2 separate regions of the Homo sapiens genome follow, and region 2 is linked to region 1. The links are chromatin loops, found by intact Hi-C in ENCODE. Cell type or tissue: chondrocyte. All regions are shown on one strand. Each heading gives the region's core, and the rest is flanking DNA. Links, peaks and the distances in the headings are about the cores only.

What was found. A loop is a pair of places that touch in the nucleus more often than their neighbours do. Peaks named below come from ENCODE experiments on the same cell type or tissue, not always from the same donor. Only the 100,000 strongest peaks of a DNase experiment are listed, where the experiment ranks them.
Region 2: it touches region 1 in a loop (2.8-fold over the local background); 3 of 110 quality-filtered maps call a loop at or near these places.

What each region holds. Positions count from the first base shown.
Region 1 is chr11:61,508,270-61,511,162 of GRCh38, reverse strand. LRRC10B (leucine rich repeat containing 10B) reads right to left here and starts at 2,414. Exons shown (of 1, transcript NM_001145077.2): 1 at 145-2,414. The coding sequence starts at 2,164. The coding sequence ends at 1,286. MIR4488 (microRNA 4488) reads right to left here and starts at 2,567; the gene lies at 2,506-2,567. In chondrocyte, for the core only: a CTCF peak has its summit at 1,769; DNase peaks (open chromatin) are centred at 792, 1,812, 1,992, 2,622 and 1 weaker place.
Region 2 is chr11:61,566,438-61,569,330 of GRCh38, reverse strand. The region is part of intron 1 of SYT7 (synaptotagmin 7); the gene reads left to right. Among named protein-coding and RNA genes, the nearest start is that of SYT7, 13 kb to the left of the region's middle. In chondrocyte, for the core only: CTCF peaks have their summits at 1,444 and 1,643 (motif pointing right); no DNase peak of the experiment used is centred there.

The DNA of each region.
Region 1 (2,893 bases), core at 280-2,779:
ACACCACAGTTGGCAGGGTCGGTCTGACATGGAGCGGGGAGCACGTGGGGCGGGGGCAGTGCCAGAGGGAGCCCAGGGTCCCCACAGCAGTGGGTTCCGGTGCTCCCAGGGATTATAAATAAACAGGCACATGGGAAATGCACATTCTTTCTCCAAGAAATATAATTTACGTTTACAGCCAGTTGTTTTTTCTTCTCTCTAAAGAAAACATTACCATGTGGGGCCGCTGCCCCAACAGTGTCCCTGAGTGTCCTTGGCCCTGGCTCCCTCGTCCCGTTATTGCTTGGATGAGGAAGATCTGGCTCTGGGAATTGCAGAGCAAGGCCCCTCTCCTCACCCCCTCGGGGCTGTCCCTGGTGACGGAGTGGAGGTACAGAGTGCCAGTCCCATGCCAGCCACCCTGGCTGTGCCCATTTAAGGGAAAGGAGAGTGCAGGCCGTGGGAGAGGCGCTGAGCAGCCTCCCAGAGCAGAGAGCCCCTCTCTGCGGTGCAGGAGGCCCTGGAGGCACGGTGGCTTCTTTTCAAACTTGACAGCTGGAAGGCTCAGGCTATGGGGTGGGGAGTGGAGGGGGAGCTCTCTCTTCCCAGCAAGGTTCCAGGCACATGCTGGGAGGCTGGGAGAAGAGAACAGAATAGGGTGGGGGTGACCCCCTGCCTTCTGTGCCCCATACCAATCTCAGGGGGCCGAGGAGGGAGGTATGTACGATCAGCCCTGATGGAGGGGTGAGGGCAGCTTCGGTGTTGGGGCCCCCATCTATTTCCCACTTCTGTCCCGGGCACCAGCCCCACTCCAAGCCCCTGCTCCTGGGCCAGGCCCTCCTCGCAAGGGCAGTCCTGCCCCACACAGGCACGCAGTCCATCCCAGAGGTAGCGGCTCCTGTCCTAGAAAGGGTGGGCCTAGGAGACCCAAACCCCAGAAAGAGGGAGGGTGTTGGGTGCCCTGCATCCAGACTCAGGGAGACGTGACAATTCTGTGGCCCTCAGAGACCCTGGTTCCAGGAGGAAGCTGGTGCCTCTGTTATCAGTGGCTCCATCGGGGACTGGACCCAGCCCAGACTTCTTGGTCTGACAATTGCCCACAGATCAGCCAGGGTATAGTCAGTCCTCTTACTACCTAGGAGTGTCTGAAGATGAGCCCCAGCCCTGCCTGTGCCCGGCAACTCGCCAAAAGTAGCCGTTCCATTGACCTAAGTAGGGACCCACCAGTCCCGCAGGCCTAACCAGCCAAAGCTTCCTAGAGCCCCTCCTCTCAGAGTGGCTGAAGCCCATCAGCCAGAACATAGGCTCAGGTGCCCAGTCCTGGAGCGGCTTCCAGGGCGCGGAAGCTGCCCCCGGGGGCGCCCAGAGCCCGGGAACCAGCGCCGCCTATGAGCAGGTCTTCCTCCTCCTCATCCTCAAAGGCCCGCGCTGGGCGCCGGGGCGGAGGCCGGGGCGTGGGCTCGTCGCGCTCCGCCATGCGCTCGACGGCGCCCTCGCCCACGAGGAACACGGTGTCCGCGACGCGCGGGGGCCCGGTGACGGGGTTGTGGTCGTAGGAGAAGACGCGCAGCGCGCGCAGCGGGTGCAGGTCGGGGAAGCCGCCCAGGCGGTTGCGGTCGAGGTCGAGGATGTGCAGGCGGCCCATGCGCAGCAGCGCGGGCGGGAACTCCTCGAAGCGGTTGCCGTAGAGCCAGAGGCCGCGCAAGCCCGTCATGCGCGGCAGCTCGGCCGGCAGCGCGCGCAGCCGGTTGTCGCCCATCTGGAGCGACTGCAGCGCCACCAGGCGCAGCAGCGGCCGCGGGAAGCGCCGCAAGAAGTTGCCCTCGATCCAGAGGCAGCGCAGGCTCTGCAACTGCGCGAAGTCGGCGGGCAGCGCCAGCAGCCGGTTGCCGCCCAGATAGAGGCGCGTGAGGCGCGGCAGGCGGCACAGGCCGTCAGGCAGTCGCTCGAGCTTGTTGAAGTCCAGCGCCAGGATGCGCAGCTCGCGCAGCTCCTCGATCTCCTCCGGCAGCTCGCGCAGCCCCGTGCCGCTCACATACAGCTTCTGCAGGCGGCTCAGCGCGCACACTGCGCTGGGCAGCCGCCGCAACCGCCGCCCGCTCAGCTCCAGCTGCTGGTCGCCGCTGCGCAGCTGCTCCTCTGCGTCCGACGGCAGCTCATCCGGCGTGGACTCGGCGATGCCCATGGTCACGGGCCCCGGCCGGGGCCGCCGCCACTGCCACCGCCAGGCATCGCCCCGCCCCGGCCGCCCCCCAGCCGCCCCGACGGTGCCGGAGCCGCGCCGGCCCCCGGGCCCCCCGCCCCGGCCTTCCCCCGCGCCGGGAGGGGGGCCGTGCGGGGCCGGGAGGAGGCACCCACTTGGGGCACCGCCGCCGCGCGCCGCGCTCCACCGCCCGCCCTCGGGCCTCCCCCGTTGCCTCCGCCGGAGGCCGACTGGCTAGGGTTCGCGCTGACTCGCAGCTTAGCGACCCGTCGCCCTGGCAACCCCGACGCGCGTGCGGCTGCCAATGAGGCGGAGGGAGGGCGGGGCGGGGCGGGGCCAAGGCGCCACCCTAGTGGGGTCCCAGCGCCGGAGCCCGCCCCCTACCTGCCCATCCAGCCCACCGCGGAGCAAGCACAAGCCGAGAGATTCCCCGCCCCGGCCAAGCCTGGCACTGAGACCCGACGCCCGACGCTGTTTGGTGTGCGGTTGTGTGCGCCCCAGAGCCGCGGGTCCAAGAAGGCGAAGGAAACGCTGGCGGTGGATCAAAGACTCTGGACTAGAGGCTCACAAGGAGGGGCTGAGGGGCGCGGTCACTGCGAGCCATTCACGTCCAGCGGCGTGCGGCCGGCCTACCTGCTGGGATCACTTCAGTGTAGTAACTCGAAACAGTGTTACTGTCCGGCCCTTTTCACATCTGCTGGTTTTACCGGG
Region 2 (2,893 bases), core at 311-2,810, 58 kb before region 1:
GAACCCTGACCCAGGCAGTTTCTGTGGCTGGAGCTGCTACCCAGTACCTCCACAACCCCCCTGCCCTCTGTGGGTTGAGAAAAGGGTCAGTCCAGGGCCGAGGGACTGGCAGCCCTGCCTCCTAATTAGCAGGAGGTAATTGCCTGGAAAAAAAAATTCATTTAGAATGAGACTCCGAGACTCCAAGTTAAAGCTGAGCCAACCAATGGACCCCGGGGAGTAGGAGTGGGGAAGCAGCCCAGGTCATGGCCTCAGGAAGCCCCTCAGGAGATGAAAGCCCCTAGGACTCCCTGCCTGGCTTGTCCCCAGCACCCCAGCCTTGGGGAAGTGGGAAGAGTACACTGGACTGGGTGTCCCACCGTCTTTGCCTGAGTTCTGGTTCCACAGCTCACTGTGTGACTTGGGGCAAGCCATTTATTCCTTGGAGCCATACTTTGCTCTCCTACAAAATCAGAACAGGGCCATCCCTGCCCACTTCACCCCTCAAGATCATGAGGGTCAATTCAGACAGTGGCTCTGAAAGCACTTGGCAGGCTGTAAAGTGCTACAGAGTTCAAGGTGTTACTCTCTTCCTTCATGTGGCTCTCAGCCAAGAGGTGAGGATGGTGGGGGGCTGGAGTGGTCTTGGAGAAACCTGAGGCATAGTGTGGCCTCTAGAACATGGAAGGATGATGAGGTAGATCCAGCTGAATGGCAAGAGTAAGGGCAGATGGATACACTCTCCCATGCCCGTCTCAGCACTCGCTGGCTGCACCAGCCTGAGCGGTCACCTCCCTTTCTGATCCTCACTTTCCTCATGTGTAGGAGGCTGAGCATGATGCTCCCTCCTGGGGAGGCAGGGTGGCTGGAAGGCTAAATGAGATCATGTTTGCACAGCTCTTAGCACAGTGCTTGGCATACAGTAAGTGCTCAATAAATGATACATACCAGCTATGTCTACTGTAATTGAAGGCTATTATCTTGACTCCCTTGACTCCAGAGAAGCTGTGGTTTTGGGTGCTGGCTTTTCACGTGGTATTATTTGTTTTGCTTTTTGTTTTTGGAAGGGGGAGAATCTCTACAACCCAGTAAGGTTCATATCAAGCAGCCCCTAGAAACACCAAGCAGATCTGCCTTTCAAAGAGCCCCACCTGTAGGGTGGGGGAACAGGAGTGGGCTGCAGTTATGGCATTCTCCTGCAACCCCTCACTTTTTCCTGGGGCGGGTATGGGCAAAGTTCTTGTTTGGGTGGGGGAGAGGTGTGGAGCCTCTGCCCTGGGGGAGGCCTTTGTGTTCATCTTGGCGGGACTGGCCCTGCCACAGAGGAAAGGTTGGTGTTTGTTTAAACAAGCCTTCCCCACCCACCTTGGAGGAGGGAGCAGGAAGTTTTGCCTGCCCCAGGTCTGGCCAGCTGGGTTGAGGCTGCACTGTGACCCAGGCAGCCCCAAAGCGGCCAGGATGCAGTCAGACAGGCTGGAGTGTGCGGGTGTCGGGCAACGCCGCAAGCTCTGAGCGCCAGATTGCCCCGGGAGCGGTGAGGGGGCGGCGGGGGCCGGAGAACCGTCTGCCGCTGCTTCGCCGCTGGCCCAGGCCGCCGCTGGGGACCGTCTGTGCGCCCGCCGGGGTGCAGTGCCCGCGCCAGCCACCAGGAGGCAGTGCGGCGGGCCCCCGGGAGGGAATGGGGCGTGGTATTTACCACGTTCGCGGGGCGGCCCTTTTTGTCCTGAGTCAGGACTGGGGTCTTCAGCATCCGAGGACCTAACTCGAGGAAAGGGGGCTCTTGAGGTCACTGGGTGCTGCCATAGCTTCAGCTGAGGGTTGATCAGGGAGGCATTGGCAGAGGAAGGCGGAATCACTATGCACAGTCTCTCGGATCCTGCTCGCTGGGAGCTGCGCAAAGGGCGACCTGGAAGAGGGCGCAGCCCCAGGACTGAGTTCTGTTTCAGCACCAAGGACAAGGAGCCGCGTGGCCGACAGCTGTTTCAGCACCTTGGACAGCTCTGGGGGGCGGGGCGCTCAATGGCTCCATCCTAATATTTGCCGTGTAAATGATACCCCTGAATATGATAGAACGGCATCTCGTAGAGGGAATCTTAGACCCTGCATTCCAGCCAGGAGGCTTAGGACCAGAGAGTTGAGTGAGTAGCCTGAGGTCACACAACTGGAAGTGACAGAACAGGATTCAGATCCGCAGTGGTCTCTCTATCCATTTCTCCCGCCCCTGGATTCCCACTAGTTATCTCTGTCCTGAAACCTTTCTGGGAGCTTCACATTATGTTGCATCCCCAGGAGCCTTTGAGCTTGCAAAAATTAAATGCACTCCCCTCCCCAACCATAAGCCCTGGCCATGGATTTGAATCCCAGGATGGAAGATTTCTAGCTCTGGTGGCCTTCACGGCTCCAAGCCTCAGGTGGAAGGGCATTCGGGCAGGTGGCCCGTGAGGAAGCCTATGACTCGGGGAGATAAAGTTGAGTCATCAGCATGAGGAGCTTTTAAGTGCTCTGAGATCCTCAAATGAAACATAGCATACAGTTCCAACCCCAGCTTCTTTGCAGCGTGTATTATTAATAACAATAAGATGCTGATTTAGGCCAAGGCACAACAATGCATTATTCATAGGAGTAACTAGTGGTCAAGGCCCACACTTAATCATCACACGTCCCTGATCCTGCCTCTGCTCCGCATTCCCGGTGAAGAGCCCCCTCCCCATTCTGAGCCCCTCCTTTCTTGGGCTCCTGCTGCTCTGACAGACGTGATCATTTTCACAGCTGCTCAGGTGGCTCATCAGCTTTGGGATCAAGGTGGGTGGGGAGTGTGTCAGGTTCCGAGCTAACTCCTGGCTAGCCACTCTTCAGTCTGGGCTCCCAGCTCAGAGCTGGCACCTGGCCCTTTCCATCCTGAATGGCTTTGGCC